Linked DNA regions of Homo sapiens: region 2 is linked to region 1. A link is a loop called in an ENCODE intact Hi-C map of the cell type or tissue named here. Cell type or tissue: OCI-LY7. All regions are shown on one strand. Each heading gives the region's core, and the rest is flanking DNA. Links, peaks and the distances in the headings are about the cores only.

Region 1 (7,419 bases), core at 853-5,852:
TATTCTGGGAAGTTCAAGCTAGTGTAATAAGGCAAGGAAAAGAAGTCAAAGGCATACAAATTGGAAAGGAAGAAGTAAAACTGTCTTTATTACCAGATGGTATAATAACTACATAGAATATATTATGGAGTCTACAAAAAGCCTCCAGACTTAAAGAGTCAGTTTAATAAAATTGCAGTGTACGAAATAAAAAATGAAAAACAAATGCATTTCTATATATTAGCAATAAACAACCTGAAAAGACATAAAACAATTCCATTGACAATAACATCAACAAGAATAAAATAGCTAGAAATAAATTGAACAAAAGTACAAGATCTGTACATTGAAAACTACAAACTGTTTCTGAGAGAAATTAAAGATCCAAATAAGTGAAGAGATATACTATCTTTATGAATTAAAAGGTTCAATGTTGGCAATTTTCCACAAATAGCTCTATAGATGCAATGAAACACCCAAATCTCAGCAGGCCTTTTATGTAACAAAATAATTAAAAAGGCAATCCTAGGCCAGGCACAGTGACTCATTCCTGTAATCCCAACTTTGGCGGGTAGAGGCAGGAGGATTGCGTGAGCCCAGGAGCTCTAGACACCCCTGGGAAACACAGTGAGGCTTCATCACTAAAAGAAAATTTAAAAAGCCAGGTACAGTGGCATGTGCCTGTAGTCCTACCTACTGGAGAAGCTGAGGTGAAGGATCACTTGAGCCCAGGAGTTTGAGGCTGCAGTGAGCTATGATTGCACCACTGTACTGTAGCTTATGCAACAGAGTGAGACCCTGTCTATTAAAAAAAAAAAAAAAAAAAGGAACAATGCAATCCTAGAATGTCTATGGAAATGCAAAGGACCTAGAATAGCCACATTATTTTGAAAAAGCAGAAAAAGTTGGAGGACTAACACTCTCTGGTTTCAAGACTTAATAGAAAGCTAAAGTAACCTAGAGGGTGTGGTAGTAGCACAAGAATAGACAAACAGATCAATGGAACAGAATAGGGCATCTAGAAATAAACCTCCACATTTATGCTAATTCATTTTTGACAAAAGTGTCAAGGGAATTCAATAAAAAATTAGCTTTTTCAACAAATGGTGCTAGAATGATTGGATGTACATAAGCAAAAAAAAAAAAAATGAAGTTAGGCCCTTAATTCACAGTATACACAAAAATTATCTTGACATGTTTACAGACCTAAATAAAAGAGCTAAAGGTATACAATTTTTAGAAGAAAACACAAGAAATCTCAGGTCAGGCAAAGATTTCTTAGATATAACACCAAAAGAATGATCCATATAAGAAAAAAAAAAACTTGGGCCAGGCACGGTGGCTCACGCCCGTAATCCCAGCACTTCGGGAGGCTGAGGTGGGTGGATCACGAGGTCAGGATACTGAGACCATCCTGGCTAACACAGTGAAACCCTGTCTCTACCAAAAATATAAAAAATTAGCCAGATGTGGTGGCACGTGCCTGTAATCCCAGCTACTCAGGAGGCTGAGGCAGGAGAATTGCTTGAACCCAGGAGGTGGAGGTTGCAGTGAGCCAAGATCGTGCCACTGCACTCCAGCCTGGGCAACAGAGTGAGACTCTGTCTCCAAAAAAAAAAAAAAAAAAACAATGGGCAGCTATTGGAAACCTTGTACAACAGCCATTTTAGAAAACATTCTACTTCTTAACAATTTAAATATATATTCTTCTTACAGCTGAGCAATACTACTCCTAGGTATCTACCCAAGAAAAATGAAAACATAAGCAACACAAACATGTGTATCCAAATGTTCATAACAACATGATTCATAAATGTCAAAAACTGAAAACAACTCAAATGTCCATACACTAATGAATGGACAGGAAAATGGAGTGTATCTGTACAATGGAATACTATGCAGCCATAAAAGAAACAAACACTTAAACCTCACCGACATAGGTAACTCTCACCAGCATTAAGCTAAGTAAAATATTATATACTGTATGATTCCATTTATGAAAAAATTATAGAAAGACAAAACGATTCAGAAAGCATATTAGTGGTTACCTGGGGTTTGGGAGAATTCGGGATGATGGATGTTCTAAGGATTATGATGATTGTTGCACAACTATATCATTTTAGCAACTTACTGAGCATACACTTACATTGGTGAGTGTTGTGGTATGTAAATTATATCACATGGTGTATGTAAAACACCAAATAACCTAGGTATTTTAAAGTAGCACACACTTATCCCATCTATATTAAACATACTATATATATTCATACACGTGCTAGTAGACCATAAACTTTCTGTGACTATACATACAAACAATATATTTGCTTCTGGGAGAAAGGACTGAAAGTCTGGGATAGGACAGACAATTACTTTCATTTTATACTTGTTGACATTATTTGCTTTAAAAAAGTTAAACCATGTACATTATTACTTTATAAATTAAAAACTCTAGTAAATAATTAAAAACAGCCGACCACCCATGGTCCTGATATAAGGACCCAGGCCTGCGACTCAGCTCTTGAGTCTGCTTATCTCAAAGAGGTCATAGGCACTTCTGGTAGCCCATAATAAGATAAAGTGAATTTCACCACATAAGCATGGTGCTAGTTCCTATTAATTTCAGAGAGATGAGTATAAATTGTGGGAATTAGGGTAAACTCAAGAGGTTTTCGACTAGAAGTACTTTAAGCATCACAGCATTCTGCATTTTGCTATGCTAGGCAAAAAACAAAAACCAATTCCCTCATCCCCAAACACAAACCAAATGCAAAGACCACTTTGATTACTTGTGGAGTAAATGGGGGGCAAAGGAAAAGTGAGAATGGGGTAGCCAAGCTGATAGCAGGCACACAACGAATATTTTCAGAAAAGTACAAATTACCATAATGTAAATTAGGGATTTCAAAGTACCTTTTTTCTGCTATGTCATGCTTTTAGAAGAAGCTGTATATAAAAAATGCATCCAAATTTGTTTCTATGAATCATACAGTGGATACTGCACAGTGAGTTTGTGATACCATTTAATATCAAGAACTTGGTCCAAATATTTGATTTTCATTTGGACACTATGAAGATATGGCTATTTAATTAGCAATGTTTATTTTAATCTTAAGCAATGCAAGAAATTAAAATACCTTGCCAACATTTAATTATGAGAATTCAAGTGCTATTTTGTAACAATGCCTTGAGAAGGTCAAATTTAAGATTGTTTGGCTATCATATGAATTTCCCTTTTAGTACCGGGAACCTAAGACTTTGTAGAGTGCTGCTCACAAATGCCTGGTGTTTGCTGTCCGTTTCCAAACAAGGAATCAACAATGTGATACTTCCTTGAAGGAAAAACACCTGCAGACAGGGCCAAATAAATCATAAAAGGTGCTTCTTTCTTTCAGCTTTGACAGCCTTCACTTGCATTTCAAACTGAGAGTTTCAGGCTGTTTTGAGTGCTTTGAATAGGCAACCACATGTTTGTCACACGTGTGTCCTTCATGCATGAGTTCCTCATTGTCCTGTTCCTTCTGACCCACCCATGCTGAAGCTTCGATGTTTACACTCGCCAGACATTTAGTGAGCAGATGTTGGGCTACAACACTACCACTGGGTTAGGTAGTAGTATTATCCCATTGTAACAGATGACATGGCTGAGGCTCATTGACTTTCAGTGTCCTAAGTCCACAAATTGGCAAATGGGAAAACCAGGGCTTAGCCTGATCCTTTTCCTTTACACTCTTTTTTCGAGATAGTATCCTCTTTATCTATGGCCCCTTCCCTCCCTTCTCTCTCTAGGTTCACTGGTCATCCAGAGCAAAGCAGCAGAGGTGTGGAGAAGGGGCCCTGTGCTTTACCCCATTCCCTTCCCCACAGAAAAGGTAGAGGGGAAGAAACATTCAGGGCTCAGAGCTTCTACCACACTTGGCACTGTTCCTATTTCCATACTTTGCCCGGGACACTCAGGCCAGAACTTCAGCCCTCACCCTGTTCTGTAACTTTCTTCCCAGATCATGGGAGGCACTATGGGTAATTGTTGCTAGTGCAGTTCCTGTAGTAGCAGAAGTGTCCTGAACAGCATCATTCCAAACTGTGAAAAGATTTTTCTACAGCAGCACAGCTCCCACAGCTCTCACAGTTCATGGTCCTTCTGAGTATTGTCAAGACTGTGCTTGGGCTTAGTAGGGGTTGAACTGGCTTCCACCTGCTAGCCTGGAAACCTAAGCACGATTAAAAGCGTTGCTTCCATCGTAAAAGCAGGTTTCTTAATTAAATCAATGGGAAACCAGTTTGAGTTCTCCATGACCGATACATGAATGAATTTTTGAAACAAAATACATTCATAGTTGGGGATTTAATCTTTACCCTCCAACTTTCTATCAATATGTCTGTAAGACTGAAAGAACTATTATTATTGTGTTTAATACAAAATAGAAAAAGACATATTCTGAATTCAAAAACAAAGTTTCCTTTAATTCATGTTTTTCTCTCTCACTCTTTAAGCTTTATTTTTTAAAGTATAATTTCATTCAACTCCAAGGAAATCTGCATTTTAACAATATTATTAAATGATCCTACTATTTTACCCACATATTTTATTGCTGAGCCAGTGTTTGTCTTACCTCCTCGATGGATAATCAAAGAAGTTTCACTTCCAATGGGACAGTCCTTAAGTATATCCACTACTTCTGTATGGCTCAGGTTCTGTACATTCTGCTGGTTGATCTCAACAATGAGGTCGCCTTCACACAGGCCAGGGCATCCCTGAATGTCAAGTATTTGTTTCACCCGCTGTCCTGTAGGACTGTCGGCAATAGTGAAGCCGAAGCCCTGGGCACCTTTCACAATGGTTAAGGTCATAAGTTCAGCTTGGGTGGCCCCAGATGAAGCCATAGACACATTGTCATCATGGACGGGCGGTGGATACGTGCCGTCTAGCTGACCATCAGTTGGCATGGAGTGCAGAGAATGAGGCGGCCGATCTGTTATATCTGGAACTGACTGTGAGGTCCGAGAAATGTACTCCAAATATGTTTCATAGTTGTGTCTTCCATTGACCATCACTGGAGGTGGCCTCTCCATTATTGCAAGGGGTGGCACCATGCTGTTAGCAGGGTCTTCAGGATCAAAGGGCAAAGGGTAGCCACGACACAACACCAGGTTGACACTCTGACCAATAGGAACAGACTGGAAAAGTTTGACAACATCTGCATGAGTGTGTCCAAGGACACAAACTTCATTAATATAGACAATGACATCACCTGTAAGAAAAAAAGAGATTGACAACATGAGGTAAGTTCAATTAACATTGACATAGAGAAATGGAATTATTTACGAGACTAGTGAGAGGTGTTGTTTCTTAGTAAGCAGTGAGAAATCAATTAGAATAATACTTAAAATCACTGTGGGTGACTCAAGGTTACAACAGGACTGCCAGCAAATACAATGATGAAGTGCTGAAAAAAAGCTATTTGGTTATTCTTGAAGTTCAGAAACAACTTCATATTCAGAAACAAAGGCTCTGAAAGAAAAGGTTAGAGGAATGTGTACCTTGAAGAAGCACATTCTCTATGCTTCTTTTTCATCTTATATTCCATCTTCAGTGTAATTCAGTTAATATAATTTTCGAACTATTGAGAAGTAGTGGTCATGAGTTTTAGACGAAAAACAAAGCCCTAGCATATTTTTTTTTGTATAAGTTGAATAAGTCAATTGCCTTTTTTCTTTTTTATGGAACAGAAAAATATTTGCCCATTTATTTTTTTCCATCTATAGCAGGTAATTACAAAGCTTCCATGTATATGCGAGCAAAGGTCAAGGGTGCAGGTTTTGGGATTAGGGAGCTGGGTTGACACCTTGGCTCTACTATTTAACAGATACATGATATTGACCAAGTTCCCTGCTTTGAGCCACAGTTCCTCATTTGTAAAGTTGTGAGAATGAAATGACATAATGTAGGAAAAGTACTTGGCATAGTGTATGACACACAGTGCTCAATAAATGTGGACTATTATTAATATGATTGTTGTTAAAATAGGATGGAGGAGATTTGGGTCCCTTGGTTTCAAACAGAAAGTTGCCACAGTTCATCCTCTGATCTTAGATAAACTAATATTTCTGTGGATCAGTTTCAATAAAGGCACTTGTCCTTTCTCCCCAGTGAACTATCACAGATTTTCAGAGGTCTACTGGTTAGAGGCTAACTTTATGATTAGAAATGCTCTGAATGCAAATTATCCATTATAAAATATATTCAGAGAAATATTTTTTCCTGCTTAAAATGCAGAAAATCATGGCTGTTTGAGATAAATGTTTTTTTAAAAATTTCAATTATGTATGAATAACAATTTTATTTTTGGAGAACTATTTTATCATGGATTGGTATTTTTATCTTCACAAACCATAATACTTGAAAATTGAGCTTGCAAATTGAGATTGTGCCTGACTATGCTGAGGAGTATATTAGGGATGAAGAGACATGTTTTCACAGATCTTGAAATAAGCAACTCAACAGACATCAGTTTATCAGAATAATTCTGGAATGGGAGGTACAAATGGCTAGGGATTTCATTCTGAGACATCCTTGCCCAGCAAGCTTGCAAACGTTAAAAATGAAAAACAGAGTTGAACTTTTAGAGTTGACAACTTTTCTGGTCTTTTGTAGGTGTATAACATAAAATGAATAAAACAATTAACAGCATTGTCTTAATTAACAGTCCCTCTTCCCAAATTGACAGAGAGGCCAAGCAGACATTTTCAGGGATCCAGGTTAGGTCTGCCTCTAGAAAATGTCACAACCTATGTGATTGGTCAGATGGAACTTCACTTTTCCATAATGTCTATCAGAGAGGGTACTGATGTGGTGGCTGGAACGTGGGTCCACGGCTCAGAACTGAATTGGAGTGGACATTCCCTCACTGTTATTATAATTCCTCTTCAGACTGTGGCAGCTGGGGATGCTTTGGGAATCGTTTTTAATTGATTCCATTCATCTCAGTGTCCCAGAGAAGTGTCTGATTCAGATAGACTATTTTTCTCTCCTGTTTCTTTTAGTTTTAATGTTATATTTTCTACATTTAAAAGGTTGAAAGAACAACAAATACTTGTATACTAACATCCAACTTAATGATTGGAACATTGCTCATATTAGTTGAATCCCCCTTGGCTAGCACCTCTCCCCCAACTTGCACTCCTTTACAGCCCTTTCCAAGGTAACCATTGCCCTATTTGAGGTTTGTTATTTACATATACCTTTATAATTTATATCATATCTAGGTGTCCGTAAAAACAATATCTCTAAATAGTATCTAATCTCTAAATAATAATAATCCCTGGAAAGTATTTTACATATTTTAAGCCTTTTGTAAATGGTATATATTTTAATATTCTGTAACTTTTCTTAAAATATGTTTGTGATATTTATCTATTTTGATACTTGTGCCTCTAGTTGAT
Region 2 (7,419 bases), core at 943-5,942, 51 kb after region 1:
ATATGCCAAACTCAGTAGACTATGGAAAAGTTCCATATAAATGCCTTGGTCCCATCTTTACAATAGAGAAAAAAAATTCAAAGAGCAGTTTTTAATGCTTAATTTCATCCCCAAACATCTAGGGAATATAACGTGGTCACCGGGTCTGTCAGTGTGGTGAATATTTCAAATTTGGATCTCAATCTGGTGGGCAGGTGACCTAAAACATACTTTATATAGAACAGGTCCCATCTGAGATCAAGTTGTAGTTGAAATATGACCTTTAATTTCACTCTCTGCTTTCTCTATTCTGCTTCTGTGTTTCACAAACCACCTGGTTTACTTTATTACAAACGAATATAAACAGCTTCATCTGGGATCTTATGGCTGCCATCCATCCATCCACTCCCATTTATTGAGTGCCTAATACATTTCAGGCACTGCCCCTGGTGCTGAGGCCCTAGACATGAAAGGCAAAAGGCCCTTTAAGGAACTCAGTGATATCGAATAGGCATTTAAAATTTTATCATCTCTAAAACTCTTAATTCCTACTCCCCCATTCCCCACCAAGCTATTCCTTTCATAGTCTTCCCCAATTCAGCTGATGGCAACGTCATTACACAGTTGTTCTGCCTTAAATTCTTACTTTCCTCTTTGAAATCTCCCTCTTAGCACATCCATCTATTCCTTCAGGAACCAAGTGGGATATGAACAGGTAAAGAGGCAATCCTAAGTATGTGATGGAAGCTATGGCAAGATAGAAACAACCCTAACTCAAACCAGGAGGCAGGGAGGGGAAAGATTTATTGGCAGAAGTGATATTTGAACTGAGTTTTGAAGAATGAATAGGGCTTGGCCTTGCTAAAGAGCTCCCCACGGCCAGACACGGTGGCTCATGCCTGTAGTCCCAGCACTTTGGGAGGCCAAGGTGGGTGGATCATCTGAAGTCAAGAGTTCGAGACCAGCCTGGCCAACATGGTGAAACCCCGTCTCTACTAAAAATACAGTAAATCAGCCAGGCATGGTGGCAGGCATCTGTAATCCCAGCTACTCAGGAAGTTGAGACAGGAGAATCTCTCGAACCTGGGAGGTGAAGGTTGCAGTGAGCCAAGATTGCGCCATTGTATTCCAGCCTGGGCAACAAGAGCAAAACTGTCTCCAAAAAAAAAAAAAAAAAAAAAAAAAGCTCCCTCCTCCTCCTGAATCATCTGGATATCTTTAAAGCACCAGAAACTTACCATGCTCAAAATAATAGTTATCATCATCTCTCTGCATGCTCCCTCCCACCCCACATTTTTATAGTTCCAAATGAAAGCGTTGGAACTGTCTTTAACAACCTTTTTCTCCAAATCTAATCACTTGTAAAGCACTGTGCAGTCAGCATCCTCTCCTATTACCTTTAGTCTTCGTTCACTTTCCTTTTTCAAGCCCAACTTAGATTTTCAATCTTCACTCCCACAATTTTCCAGTCACTATATAAGTGCTTGGTAAATGGGAATGCACTATGCAAATGTTAGGGGTTTATTCTAATTAACACTAATTCCCTTGGTGATCTCATCTACTCCCATGGTTTTAAATACCATCTATACACTGATGAGTTCCAGACTTATATTTCTAGCTTTGACCTTTCTCTCACAATTCAGACTAAAAATCTCGCTGCCTACTCACTATCTTCACTTAGATATTGAATAGGCATTTAAAATTTTATCATCTCCAAAACTCTTAATTCCTACTCCCCCACTCCCCACCAAGCTATTCCTTTCATAGTCTTTCCCAATTCAGTTGATGGCAATGTCATTATACAGTTGTTCTGCCTTAAATTCTTACTTTCCTCCCTGAAATCTCCTTCTTAGCACATCCATCTATTCCATTAGCAAATATTGTCAATTTTACCTTCAAAAACTATCCTGACTCTTACACTTTCATTGCTCTCATACCAATCTAAAGTACTTGGACTATTGCCTTCCTTTCTGTTTCTGTTCTCCTGCAGTGCATCCTACAACTCCACAGCTTTCCAGCTCACTCAGAATAAAGTCCACATCCTTAACAGGGCTCATGCTATCTTTCTGACATAATCTCCTATCACTCTCCTTAGCTCTTGCCACTCCAGCCAAGGATGCTCCTACCTTTTCCTCTCCTGTTCTCTCTGCCTGGAAAGCTCTTTCCTCTGATAGTTGTGTGGCTTGCTCTTTCCTTTTACTTAGGTTTTTATTCAGATGTTACCTGTTTAGAAAGACCTTTCCCAGTCTCCCTGGAAAAGAGCAACACATGATTTGCTTAATCACCTTAACCCTACTTTCATTTTTATCTTATTTCTTCATAGCACCAATATTTCTTGAATGTTCTAGGTACTGTCCTGATGCTGAGAATATAGCAGTAAACAAAATAGGCAAACATCCCTTTGTTTCATGGTGCTTACTTTCCACTTGAGAAAGAAACAATAAGCAAACAAATTAAATAGCATGCCAGATGATAGTAGCTCCTGTGGTGAAAAATCAAAGCCAGGAAGGGGGATAAGACGTATTGGGGGAAGAGTAGTGGTTGCTACTTTAATAATGAAAGCTTCCCTGATAGGAGGCTATTTGAACAGAGATCTTAAAGAGTGAGGAAAGTGAGCCTCGTGAATATCTCAAAAAGTATCTCAGGTGGAGGGAACAAGTGCAAAGGCCTGTGGCAAGGTCATGTTTGATGGTTCCAAGAGCAGTCAGGAGACCAGTGTGTGTGGAATGGAGTAGCACTTCTACCACCTGCCATTATATTATAGATTGATTTGGTTTTTATTGCTGACATCTTTACACCAGAATGTTGGCTGCATAAGGGCAGTGTCTTTTTTATTTCTTTTGAAAACAAGAACAACTTTATCCTGAGAATTCAGAACTGAGCCTTGTTCTAGTGGGGACTCAATGAATTGTCATGCACTATAGACAGACTTCACTATTCGGAACCCCTTAACATGCCCCACGTGTTTTGCCTTTCTTGTCTGATTTTCTCCATCTGGAATGCAGCTCTGTCTTTCAAAAAGCCTACCCTTCAGGACACTCCAATGCTACTGCTTTAATGAAACCTCGCTTGGTTGGCTCTCAGCTAAATGTCATTTGTGCCCCCTTTGTATGGAGATAACTCTGTACTGTCGTTGCTGCTCAACCAAAAGCTCCGTGAGACAGCGAGCGTGTCTACTTGCCTCCTCAGGGTAGAGTGCCAGTGTAGCCTGGTGCCTAATCATATGTGCCAGGTGCTCAGTAAATAATGAAATAAATGACTATCTGTTTAAGGCAATGAGTTGCTTTAAGATTTACCATACTCAATACAGATTGCTACTGTGTTCTATGGTAATATGCAAAGTAACTCAAGATCCTTAGAAGTTGGTCACCATCTCAGAATTTGAAACCCCTTATCCAACTAGCAGTGTAACCATGAGCTCCAACCTCCTATGCAAGGGGGACTCAGGAATCCTCTAGAAGGGCAACTCCCTTTGCATTCTCCAAGGAACTGTATACATGAAAGAGCCTGTTCCTTTTCTTTCCAATTCAGCCATGGATTTTTCTCTATCTTTAAGCATACCTGATTGGTAATATAGTCTTTTCAAAACTAAGACAATTATGAGCTTTAGTTTAAAACATTGTTTTAAATCCACAATACATTTCTAGTCATTTATAAATAAATGTCATATCAAGGAGGAAAAAATACTTGCTGGTAACAAATAATGTGGCATAATTTTTGCTGAACACCCTTCACCTTAAATAACTTGGCCTTTCAGAGAACTCACATTTGTTCAAATTAGGAAGGAAAAAATTCACATTTTGGACAAATTGAATCAGAAAATATGAAAATACCCATTGCAAGTCGTTGTTGTGGTAACAAAGAGAAGACCACCTGTGTTTGTTGAACTGAGCTGAAGTGGATGTGCTAATGTAGTTTCACTTCATTGTTATCAAAGACTTGAAAGGCTTCTTCTTAGTTAATTGAAAGGCTAATTGGCAGGTCTTTTTAAGGACGAGCTAATCTAAGTTGGATTTTGTTTTATTTTCTCATCCAACCCCTTGTCTCCCTCTAGTCATCAGTTATGTGAGTGATGAACTCAAGCAAAGCATGTCAGATGGTATAAAATGGGTTATATGATGTACTTTTCCTAGAGGGTGGCATCTAAAATAACAGCACTTCGATAAGTTATTGTTCATTCATTCAATTTAAATCCATTTTAACTTGGCTATCACTTCACTAGTTGACACTGGTTTGTTGTCCACATTCCAACTATGTGCATAAAATAAAGTGCTATCTAGAGTGTTCTTGCCTTTGAAACTGTCATCAAGTCATTTAAATAAAAGACAAGCTGCCAGATATTAATGAAGCTTATTAGTAAAATGCTATGATGCAGAAGATCCCCCAGGACATAAAATTATGGTTTTATGCACTAATTTCAGCACCAAATGACTGTATTCTTCTTTTGCTGAAATAGTAAATGATGCTCTAAATGTTGGAAGTTCTGGGAAAGTGGAGTGGGCTATCATTTGACACATTTCACATGTTCTCAATGGCCATTTCTATCCTGAATTAATTAACATCTGAGTCCTGAAAGTCATTGGTATGGTTTTAAGAATAATGTTTATGCAATGTCAGCAGATTAAAAGCTAGTGCAAGTAACTTACAAATGAGAAATTTCTGAATACTTTGATCAAAGAGTTTTAAATCCTATTTAAAATAGTCAAGTGAACAGAGAGACGCATATGTCCAATTCAGGTTTAAACATGTTAAACCATCATTGCCATTATTTCCAGAGCACAAAATATACCCTGGAAAATTAAATTTTGTTTCATTTTCATAATTTCTGTAATCATTAGTCAACGTAAGTTGAACTATCGGAATATTAATCCCATACTAAAGAAAAGAAGAGAGCATTGACACATACATGTCATAAATTCGTCTTTGTCAGTTCTATAATTTTAGACGACTTCATGCCCAAAGGACAACTTTTGTAATACAAAAGGTAATTTTATTTACCCTTGTAAAAGTATTTTACATATTTTCACTCCTATTACTGCTATACAAGTTGTTAATTATGCAGTTAATTATTAGAACAATTAAAAACTTGTTACTGACCTTTTGGCTAATGAATTTAAATAGGTGCAGATACTTTGTGGTACAAAAGTACAAATATTTTTACTGTTCTCTGGATACTATGTCTTTGCCAGGTAGTGATAGTGTGGCTTATAAGGCTTAATTATATAGATTGCCTATTGTGAAACTCATATTATATTAGATGTGGTTTTACATATGAAATATGCATGCAGCTTCCCTGTGTACCTAGAGAGCTTATACTACAGTGTTGTAACAGAAAGAACATTACCAGATAACAAAACATGAAGCAGTAATATTGCCCCAGATGAGGTCAGGAAGGTAACAGAGCAAGTTTAGGCAGCAATAATTAGAGAGAAATTTCATTTCAGACATAGGATTTGAGGTAGACCTTAATGAATCTAAGCATAGAGGAGGAGAAAATGCCTTTCCAGACTGGCTAAGAGTTGATAACCTAAGTGCTGAGTATGTGGGAATTAATTGTACTATTTTCTCTACTTCTATATATGATTAAAATTTTCCAGAATAAAAACTTCTAAAAAATCGTTTCAGGAATGACTAGAATGAGCAAAGATGAGAGGAGTCTTTGAAAAGAGGGGCCCTCATTATTTCACCTACCTGCCCAAGCAAGGTGCTAGAGGCAGCTAGGTGAAATAATAAGGGACAATTCAAATGGGGTCAGATTTTGAGAGGCATTGGATAAGAGAATTAAAGACTTAAATTCCAGTTAGGTCATTGGGAATCAATTTGCTGAATCAAAGAGAACCAAGCTCACTTTAAATAATGGGCAATGAATTTCTAATACTCAGCATTTTCCCCTACCCTGTTGATGGTGAAATTCACTGTCAATGTTATTCAGTGCCAGTGCCATTCTAATGGGGGATGTGATATAGGAGAGCTTCCTTGTTGCTGCTAAAACTTCTTTGAGAAGACAGCATCTGGGTTGAGTCTCTGTGATTTAGGTAGGTGGTTCTCAGCCTGTCTGGACACTCTGAGGCCACCTTGAAATGGTCAGACTCAGTGATACTCAGACACTAGGAAGAGAGACCAATGTACAACAAGACTGTCAGCTTAGTCATTCGGAGTGGGGTATCCCCTTTTCTGTTCTATTTCTGCATACTGAAGTGTTTGGAAGAACAAATTAAAAGGCTTCTTATTTAGTAGGGGCTTAGAGCAAGAGAATACATATAATCTTTAAGGAGAAGGCATCTAGGCCAGGGTGAGGTCCGACCCATCTTTTTTTTTTTCTTTTTTTTTCTGGAAAGGGATGGAGGCACAGTAGTCTGCTTCTCTACACCCCATTTTCTTTGCCTACCATTTTTCTTCTGTATTACTCCCTTCCTTTTCAGGTGTTCCATTACTATATTCACACTGAAGTCCACGAGAATCTCAGAGACAGGTAGGTAGCAACCTCCTTAGGTCTATACTTGAAGTCCCTTTGTAAGTCAATATTCAGCTGAGTTAGGCATCAGTCACTTAGGAAACTGCTTCAGGTTTTCATCATATTATGTGCTGTTATTTTAGTATACTTATACTATGGGGCTTAGAATTATCAGATAGACATAATACATAGTTTATCTGGTAATTCACTCATTCACTCAAAATTCATTAACAGTACACTACGTGTAACGTATTACTATACAATTTTTCAAATGTAGTAAGTTGTTTAAAATGATTATTCAAAATCACAATGAGATATCATCTCACACTAATCAGAATGACTATTATTAAAAAGGAAAAAAATAACAGATGCTGGTGAGGCTGTGGAGAAAAGGGAATACTTACACACTGTTGGTGGGAATGTAAATCAGTTCAGCTACCATGGAAGGCATTTTGGAGATGTCTCAAATAACTTAAAACAGAGCTACTATTTGACCCCGCAATCCCATTACTGGGTATATGCCCAAAGGAAAATAAATCGCTCTACCAAAAAGACACATGCATTTGTATGTTCACTGTGGCACTATTCACAATAGCGAAGACAAGGAATCAACCTAGATGCCCATCAACAGTGGTTTGGATAAAGAAAATATGATACATATACACCATGGAATACTATGCAGCCATAAAAAAGAATTACGTAATTTCCTTTGCAGCAACATAGATGTAGCTAGAGGGCATTATCCTAAGTGAACTAAGGCAGGAATAGAAAATCAAATACCGTATGTTCTCACTTATAAGTGGCAGCTAAGCATTGGGTATACATGGACGCAAAGAGGGGAACAATAGATACTGGGGACTACTGGAGGGAAAGGACTGAAAACTAGCATAGTGGGTACTATGCTCACTACTTGGGTGAAGGAATCATATACCCCAAACGTCAGTGTCACACAATATACCAATGTAACAAACCTATATGTGTATCCC

Evidence for each region. Hi-C counts contacts between places; a loop is a spot of excess contacts. Peaks named below come from ENCODE experiments on the same cell type or tissue, not always from the same donor. Only the 100,000 strongest peaks of a DNase experiment are listed, where the experiment ranks them.
Region 2: a loop joins it to region 1, with 4 times the contacts of the local background. A loop is called at or near these places in 2 of 110 quality-filtered maps.

Annotation. Positions count from the first base shown.
Region 1 is chr7:78,251,354-78,258,772 of GRCh38, forward strand. It overlaps MAGI2 (membrane associated guanylate kinase, WW and PDZ domain containing 2), which reads right to left. Exons shown (of 22, transcript NM_012301.4): 10 at 4,590-5,228. Among named protein-coding and RNA genes, the nearest start is that of DDX3ILA1, 260 kb to the left of the region's middle. In OCI-LY7, for the core only: no CTCF peak of the experiment used is centred there; a DNase peak (open chromatin) is centred at 3,458; H3K4me3 peaks cover 1,479 bases; H3K27ac peaks cover 2,878 bases.
Region 2 is chr7:78,302,240-78,309,658 of GRCh38, forward strand. All of the region lies in intron 9 of MAGI2 (membrane associated guanylate kinase, WW and PDZ domain containing 2), which reads right to left. Among named protein-coding and RNA genes, the nearest start is that of DDX3ILA1, 320 kb to the left of the region's middle. In OCI-LY7, for the core only: no CTCF peak of the experiment used is centred there; a DNase peak (open chromatin) is centred at 3,912; H3K4me3 peaks cover 764 bases; H3K27ac peaks cover 719 bases.